Regions from separate parts of the Homo sapiens genome. Here regions 1 and 2 are each linked to region 3. A link is a contact called in ENCODE Hi-C or POLR2A ChIA-PET data. All regions are on one chromosome and are shown on one strand. The core of a region is the stretch at or near the end of the contact, and the rest is flanking DNA. Distances in the headings are between cores, read along the strand shown.

Region 1 (2,700 bases), core at 187-2,686, 400 kb before region 3:
GGGAGGGCTCCCCTGTCTTGGAATTGGCATTGCCTGCCTTCACCCGTTTCCACTTGGCCCGTCGGTTCTGGAACCAGATTTTCACCTGCACCTCGCTGAGTTTGAGGGCGTGGGCGATCTGCGAGCGCTCGGTCAAGGAGAGGTACTTTTTGCAGTGGAACTCCTTCTCTAGCTCCAGCAGCTGCTCGCTGGTGAAGGCAGTCCGCCGCCGCCGGTTCTTGCCCGTAGACGTGGTGCTGCCCGCGGCGCCGCTGCTCGGCGGGGTCTCCTCCAGCGCGTGGCCCGGGTCTTCCTCCTTGTGAGCTGCCTGGCCAGTCAGATTGTCATCCGAGCTGTAGTCCACATCGCTCTCCAGCGAGAAGCTCTCCTCCTTGCCCTTCGGGTCGTCTTCCACCTTTGACTCGTCTTTCCCTTGCCCTCGGACAGCCCCGACTGAAAGCAAAACCAAACGGCATTTTATTACATTTCGCACACTGGCCTTCCTTTCTCCTTCCCACCGTCATTTGGACATTCCGCGCCCCCCGCCCCCCACCCTTTAGCGGATTGTCTTTCTATGACATTAACACATTGTGATTTCCTGGCCTTTGAGGGGTAGAGGAGGGGTGGGGGGAGCGTGAGAAAGCTCAAAGGAGAGGAGGCAGTACAGGCGACGGCCCTTTGCCCAGAACCATCACTCAAAGGGCCGCCATGCCTCCCCCGCACCCTCCCAGCCTCGGCAGCGTCAGGAGAAGTAGCAGGAGGCGCGAGGCCCAAGAGATTGCCCGCTTTGTCCCTGGGGTGGGGACTGGTTGAGGACTGATGGGGGGATTCACGATTCATCCTCCCCCCACCGCCACCATGAAAATGTAGTGAACCTCAATTGCTTCCTAACCGGAGTGGAGGCGTAGGGACGTGCAGATCCCAGACCATCTTTTTTGAGACAGACAACGTTGGTCAAAGGGATGTTTTGTGGCCTTATAAGTTCCCACCAGACACCCCCAACACAAACACACAGGCACAGCCTCCCAGCAGTCCGTTTCTCCCAGACAAGTAGCAAGACCAGCGAAGGGGTTTAAAAAGTCTGGGCGCCCCTGGGCACACGCACGGCTGAGACGCGCAGCCCAACCCGTCTCCCCTAGAGGCTGCAACCTACCCGGAACCCCAGGTCACCGCGGAGCGGCAGAGGCGGCCTCGGCCAAACGCATCGTCAGATAGATATGTGGCCCAGGGCAGCAGCTGGTCGCCGGGCGCTAAACGCCCCCCCTCCCGAGACCCCGCTTGTTGGGTGGCTCTGAATGTCCCCCGGAGGCCCAGCGGCACAGCCGGGCCTCATCCTCCAGCTCCTCCCGCGGGGGTCGAGCGGGGGCGCGGCCTCGCCCCCTTGGTCTCCCGCGGGAACCCGGCGCTGGCCCGCCCCCGCCTCCTCCCGCCCCCTCGTCCCGGCTGCGCGCGCCGCCGACTCACCGAGCGAAGCCTGCACCGTCTCGGCCGCGGAGAAGGCGAGCAGCGAGCCCTCTTTGGCCAGGAAGCCTTTGCCGTCCTCCGCGTCAGCCTGCAGCGCCTCCGCCTTGTCGAAGTTACCGCCGCCGGGCAGCGGCTGCGGCGCGAACTTGCGGGCCGCTGCCGCCTCCTGGTGCTGGGGCGACGCGGAGAAGCCGCCGGGGAGCGTGGCCATGAGCGTAGAGGTGAGCGCCATGCCCTGCGCCAGGCTGGAGCAGAAGCCTGTGGGCAGGCTGGGGATCTGGTGGTGAGGGTGTGCGGGCGGCAGCGCTGGCTGCAGCGCGGCCTGGGGCAGCGCGGGCGGCGGCGGCGGCGGCGGCGGCAGCACTACCGGCCGGTAGGGCATGAACATGGGGTAGCCGGTGTAGACGAAATGGCCGGGGCTGGGCTGCGGCGGGCTGCCGATCAGCGAGTCTATGCTGAAGGCGGTGCTACTCCCCAGCGGGCGCTGCATCATCATCAGCGACGGCGGGAACGCTGCGCTCATAGACGCGCTCGGTAGAGGCCAGCGAGAGGCGAAAAGTCCCCGCGCCGCGCCGCCGCCGGGAAGCCCGCCGGACGCCGGGAGCACCGCCGGGAGCGCCGGGCAGGGGCCGAGCGGGACCCGGAGAGCAGACGCCTCCGCCCCTCAGTCCTGGGCCCGCTGCATGCCGGGCGGGTGCAGGGGGTGTGCGGGGTGAGGCCGTGCGCCCCGGAGTGGAGAGGGCGCCCGGGCCCCGAGGGCTCGCCGGAGCCCCCGTCCGCCGCTTGCCCGTCGGAGCCCGCGCGCTTCGCGGGTTTGGCCCTCGGCCCCGGTAAGCTGCCGTCCGTCCGTCCGTCCCGCCGTCCGTCGCCTCCCGCGGGCCGCTGGGGAGCGCGCGAAGCCGGCGTACTTATCTCCGGCGGGCGCAGCCAGCACCTTTAAATCGCGCTCCTCTTTCTCATTCACATTTTGCCTGCCGCCTGGCCCGGCTCGCCTCACGTGGGGCTGGGCGCCTCTGGCCATTGGCTGAGCGGGGCGGGGGTGGGGCGAAAGCGGGGCCCCGCCCTTTCCACCCAAGCTGGCCTCGAGCGGGCTGCGGGCGCCACCGTCGGAGCGCGCGGGCCGGGGAGCCGGAGCCTGCATGCCTAGCCCGTGCCGCGCAAACTTGAGACGGGCGGATGGCACCTCCAAGGCTCGGACCTTGGGGCCCTGCAGCCTTGTCGAGGCCACCTCGAAGGGTAGCCTCCGGGGCCCGCACC
Region 2 (2,700 bases), core at 173-2,672, 330 kb before region 3:
GGGAAGGGGGGCCTGTGGGACTGGCATGGAATGGTGGTGGCCAGAGGCCCCAGGGACATGGACCTGCATGGGTTTGAGCTGCCCTTCCCAGTGAAGACCAGGTCGGATCTGGAGGGGGTGATGGATGTAGTCTATCTACATTGTTATCCCCGTGATAACAATAACCTACATTCCTGCAGGTGCCAGCTCTTGGTTTTTTGATTCGATTTGTTTTTCTGAGAGATGAAAACTACTTACTGCCTTCTCTGGGAAATGCTAAATCCCCAACCCAGCCCCACCCTACCCTAGCGCTCAGTAAACCCACCCTGGATTCCTGAGTCTTCTCAGGGACTGATGGGGAGAAGCCATAGGTGGGGATCTAGCTCAGCCACAGTGTGGGCCAGCACCGTCTCCAGGTCCTTGGCGATGCAGTCAGGAAGTCTGAATCAGCTTTCTGTAACTCCCGCCCTCTGGTCCCAGTTCTGCCACCAGGAGGGACGTGAATTAAGGCTCAGGAAGCCGGAATCAGCTTTCTGTAACTCCCGCCCTCTGGTCCCAGTTCTGCCACCAGGAGGGACATGAATTAAGGCTTCTCTGCATGTGGTGTGTCCCTCTAAGCATCAGCTCCCCCATGTCAGTGCTCTCTATGACTGTGGGCTGGATGGGCCAGCATTCTATCACGGAGGGGCACCGAGGTGGTGGCCACTGGGGACCTGCTCCCTGTACTCAGATCAATCCCTTCCCCACCAGGGGAGCTGGAATTGGCCACCGGGAAGTCTTTTCATGGGAGAGCACATGGGGCCACTGCTTTCAAACAGGGTCTGGTCGTTTCTGCTGCTGGATCTGCTGCAGGGCAGTCAGGTGTCTGTGCCGGAGGAGGCTGGAATCCAGGCAGCCTGAGCTTGCCTCCCTCTCTTCCCAGCCTGTGTGGAGGCCTTGGGCCACTACTCACTGTCCGGGCTGCCGTTTCCTCAGTACCAGCCCACATCCCTTTGCTGTGGGCGTGCTCCAGTATCCTGTCGTCCAGGTGTACCACAGGACAGCAGCAGAACTTAGGGGTGGGAAGATTCGGGAGGGAAGGAGGAAACTGATTTTGGATACAGAATGTGCAAATGATGGGTGAACATGACTATCTATTTGAAATTGTGACATTTGTGTGTGTGTATGTCCAGGGCTGCCGTTGGTATTTTTGGTCTGGGATAGGTGAGGGAGAGGAGGCCCAGAAGGGGTCGGCTGCGACATGCAGCCCCAACAGGAACTGCCATTTGCCTTTCCTGCAGCCCCCACCGCCTCACTGGTTGGCAGGAGCTGCTCGGCCCTCTGACAGTGTTTTGAGTTTATTCTCTTCTCCCCGTGTGAGGTATAAACAGAACTGTGTCAGTTCTTTGGAAGCCAACCTTCCGCATTCTTTGCCTGCCAGAGCTTAAGAGTCAGGGACATGGGACACTGGCCGCCGGCCACTGACCTCAGATTCTCAAATCCCATGGTCTGGCAGAGCTGCTGTAGATTCCAACGCATGTGAAACTTCTTGGTAAATATGTTGCATCTGAGCTGGTGGCGGGTGGGGTGCCCAAAGCAGGGTGCCATCCGAGAAAGCCCCAGATGCAGCATGGTGGTCAGCAAGTGTCTGCACATCTTGAGTGGGCAGGGGGAGGAGGGGACCTCTTTCCACTTGGGAGGTCTGCTTGTCCGCCCAGCGCACAGTGACCATGTTCAGGCAGCAAGAGCACCTGCAGACACGTATGAAGTCAGGACCTCTGGTTTCTTCCTTTTTCCTTCCCCATTCTTGGGATTCCCCAGATTCCAGGAGGAGGATCTACAGAGAGTCCTGGGGTCCTGCCTCTACTGATGCTGGCTGTGCCCCTGCTGTAGCTGTGGCATTTGCAGATTCATAAAGGACCTCACACAGAGCTGTGTGCCAGAGGCTGCTCCGGGCGCAACTGAAGGAGAGACTTTCCTTCTTCAGCACCCACCTCCCTGGCTGCCAGATGCAGGCACGGGCAGCTCCACACCTAAACCAATGCTCCTTTGTAAAGACAAGAGGCACACCCAGCGTCATCGGATAGGCATTCCCACCAATCGCTGCTTTGCCTTTCCAACTGGATCTCTTATAGGCCATCACCTAAAACCTACACTTTACTGCGAGCAAACTTCATCAGATGTCCTTTTCTTGTGTACGTTAAACCCAGTGCCACTGTGCCCAGTCTACACACGGGAGCCTTACACTCCCAGAGAGTATTAGTAGCCCCTTAAAAATAAATGACTGAGCTTTAAAGAACAAGGGTACCTGATAGTCCAAACGTGGCTGGAGATTTCACCTGCCATTCCATCTCATCCTTATTGATCTCAAACACCACGTTGGCATCCTGGAAGAACTGGTCCATGAGGGGCTTCAGATGGTCGAGGTCCCCTGCGACCAGGGCAGTGTGGTACTCCTGCACCGGGGACCCTGCTCTAGCTTGAGGATCCTTCTCTGTCTTTTGAAATATTTGAAGTTTTCCTCTCACTGGCCCTGGCTGTCTCTCCATTGAGATGCCGTCGATTTCAGAAGAGTTCTTCAGGAACGGGAAAGATGGTCTTATGGAGTGTGAGCTATTTCTATTGTCATTACTCAATTGTCATCCAGTTGGGGCTCGATGGTGGTATATTTATAACTCCTGTGGGCTCCGATGTGATAATGGTTACTTGATATGACCAGGGGCATGTGAGCACTGGGATGCC
Region 3 (2,700 bases), core at 44-2,543:
GCGGGACGCTGCGCTCGGGCTGGGAAAGGCCGGCCCCAGGGCGACCCCTCCGGAGGCCCCCGGAGAGCAGGTGTGCACCTCGCCTCCCGCTGGGCAGCCAGTTCAGGAGAAAAATGTGAAGCTTTTAGCTAAACAAAATATTTCTTTCGTTAAGGGCTTTCTCCACACGGAGACTTTCTAGCCACGTGAGACTTTGACCTCCCAGTCCCCCAGATTCAGCGCTGGGACCGAGCGTCTGCTGTTATTTTTAGTAGAAGTATAAAAAGAATCTCGAAAAGTTTTAGCTCTGGAGAAGGCGTGAATACAGCTGGTGCCTTCATACACTCCACTTGAGCCGCTCTTTAAGAACTCCAGGAGATCAGAAAGCAATACGAAAGCCAGAGCATTGCACATGGGATGGGCTGGCGGGTGGCCTTTGGGTCCCTATCTTATGGACGATTTTTGTAAATGGGGCATTGGAGATGAGTATCACCTGGATCACATTTTTAGGTTGAATTCCTCCGTGGGGGGAACTTTAGCAATACGCATCCAAATAAGAATGTAGATTGCAATAATTGTAGTAAAGTGTTTGCCAGACTCATCTCAGAAAAAGACATTATCAAAAGGCATTTATTATCTTCCTAATGCGTGTCTGGCACTGGGCAGACACTGTAGAATACTATCTTGATTAGAGTCTCAAGGATTTTGTACTTAAAGTCCTTTACAAATAAAAGTATTCAAGTATAATCTATTATAAAGACTCTTTTCTCCACTTTGGGGATATACGGTGTGGCATCGATTCATTGGTCATACCAAAACTGTTACTTCTGTTTTGGAGGAATTAACAAGGAAAACCCAGGCTTAGTAAATCAACATCGAAGTTCAGAAGTTCAGAGTAATTTGTCTTGGGAACAAAGTCCTCCCTAGAGCGAAGAGGCATTCACAGGAGCTCTTGGTGTTAATGGGATTATTCAAGATATACCTGAGACCAGATAAATATTTGATGATTTTGCCAAGCACTAGGGTTTCTTTGCAGTTTGTCTTTGGCTGACGTTTTCCCCCCGTGGGGTTTGGACTTTGTGGCTTCACCAGATTTTGCAAATGAAAGAAGGCTGGGGTTTCCCAAGAGTACACTTGTGCAGGAAACAACAGACTAGTGAGGTTTACAAGAGGGGGGTGTGTGTGTGTGTGTGTCTGCCTGTGGGATGGGGGTGGCACGGGGGAGAGAGAGATGTGGGTTACAAAGCTGCCATCTAGAGGCTAGAGGCTCCTTTCTGCAGTGTATATAATGCAAGTCTGCAGCCAGCAGAGCTCACAGTTGTTGCAAAGTGCTCAGCACTAAGGGAGCCAGCGCACAGCACAGCCAGGAAGGCGAGCGAGCCCAGCCAGCCCAGCCAGCCCAGCCAGCCCGGAGGTAAGGAAACGGTGCTCGGGCAGCAGCTCTGCTCGGAAAGAAGGCACGGCTTCTGCTCTTAAGCCAAGTGGTCTTTTCAAAGGCCTTCTTTAAAATCGCTCAGATGGGTGCTTTTGAGTCTGCGGGTCTGGTTTCTGAAAACCCAGGCTGCACGCAGCTGCATTGCAAAGTGCTTTTGCTAATTCGGAGGGCTTCACCTTTCTCTTCAGAAAGCAAAGGGCAGTTTTCTTAAGTCACTTGCAGAAGGAAATTTCCATGTGTATTTAGGAATCTGGTGTTTATTTGCTGTGTGGCTATTTAAGCTCCAGTAAGCAGGGGAACTTTGCAAGAACACAGACTATCCATTCTGCCTGACCAATTTGGCATGGGGATTAGCTTGGCACCCACTGTTTACCTGTTTTGCTTCTAGTATATCAGTTTGGAAACAGATAAAATTGGCAGTAAATACGTAATTCCAGAATGATGAACACTTTATTAAGAGGCATCCTTAAATGGAGCAGAAAACTGCTGAGAATCTTTGTGAGTCCAAGATGTATTTGAATTCAGTACTTTGGGGGATTTACCAGAGTCTGTAAGTCCGGAAGCTATAAACGTGAATGTTAAACACAGCCCGGTCTTCTCTTCTCTTGATGGCACGCTTGCTAATCTAATTTGAGTATTGTTCTCTTAGAAGGTGTTAAGTCCAACTTCAATTGGGGTTGGGGGAAGCACACACACAAATCTACTATTTTGCAATTTAAATATACTCTTCAGGTAAAATGTGGATTTTGTTCAATTTTGTTGGCATGTGCAAAGATTCAAGGAGTGACTGAGAGAACTTTGGAGTGAGGTCAGGGATGGGTGGTTAGCCAAGACTTGTAACTTCCAGGGAGAATGAGAAGTTGTAAAAGTCAGACTGGCTGTCTCTCTTTCTCTCTTCCTCTTTCTTTCTTTCTTTCTTTCCTTTTGCTCACAACAGGATTACTTAGTGTTTCAAAAGTGGGAGAGAGCCTCCTTAAATGGTTTACAGCCCTTTGAATGTATTTGGTGCAGTGACATCCCCTGAAACTTCAGTCTGCAAAGTCTCAACATGGTAACTTTGTTCTTTTCTTTTTTAAAGGCAGATGCTGCTTTTAGTGTCCCTTTATTTATTCCAGGAAAAATGTGGACATCAGCTAGGCACGCCTAGCAAAGAAAGTGGAGGCTGCTGGTTTCTGTGCTTTAACTTTCCATAGATTTTAAATGGATAAACTGCTTGCCCTTCTTTCATCAGAATATGAGCTTTCCCCAGATGGAAAGTCTTTTCTAAAGCAAAGTTGCACATGGGA

What was found. Hi-C counts contacts between places; a loop is a spot of excess contacts on that map. ChIA-PET counts read pairs that join two places held with the same protein, here RNA polymerase II (POLR2A). Pooled maps may share reads with other maps.
Region 1: a map of endothelial cell of umbilical vein shows a loop between it and region 3 (5-fold over the local background). The contact joins the promoter of GBX2-AS1 here to the promoter of ACKR3 in region 3. A Hi-C loop is called at or near these places in 2 of 168 maps with a recorded cell type or tissue (chondrocyte and endothelial cell of umbilical vein) and 5 of 50 pooled maps. POLR2A ChIA-PET finds 5 or more read pairs at or near these places in 1 of 52 experiments (A549).
Region 2: a loop to region 3 is called in a map of cardiac septum, with 5 times the contacts of the local background. The contact joins the enhancer-like site here to the promoter of ACKR3 in region 3. A Hi-C loop is called at or near these places in 1 of 168 maps with a recorded cell type or tissue (cardiac septum) and 1 of 50 pooled maps.

What each region holds. Positions count from the first base shown.
Region 1 is chr2:236,166,006-236,168,705 of GRCh38, forward strand. GBX2-AS1 (GBX2 and ASB18 antisense RNA 1) reads left to right here and starts at 1,437. Exons shown (of 2, transcript NR_186035.1): 1 at 1,437-1,664. GBX2 (gastrulation brain homeobox 2) reads right to left here and starts at 2,381. Exons shown (of 2, transcript NM_001485.4): 1 at 1,444-2,381; 2 at 1-432. The coding sequence starts at 1,966. RefSeq lists an enhancer at 560-1,512.
Region 2 is chr2:236,239,014-236,241,713 of GRCh38, forward strand. It overlaps ASB18 (ankyrin repeat and SOCS box containing 18), which reads right to left. Exons shown (of 6, transcript NM_212556.4): 2 at 2,267-2,389. Among named protein-coding and RNA genes, the nearest start is that of ASB18, 24 kb to the right of the region's middle. RefSeq lists an enhancer at 1-124. Within about 2 kb of position 1,423, at least 6 of the 41 ENCODE cell types and tissues checked have a DNase peak (open chromatin) inside an H3K27ac peak, as active enhancers do.
Region 3 is chr2:236,568,532-236,571,231 of GRCh38, forward strand. It overlaps ACKR3 (atypical chemokine receptor 3), which reads left to right and starts at 1,294. Exons shown (of 2, transcript NM_020311.3): 1 at 1,294-1,393. RefSeq lists an enhancer at 1-530.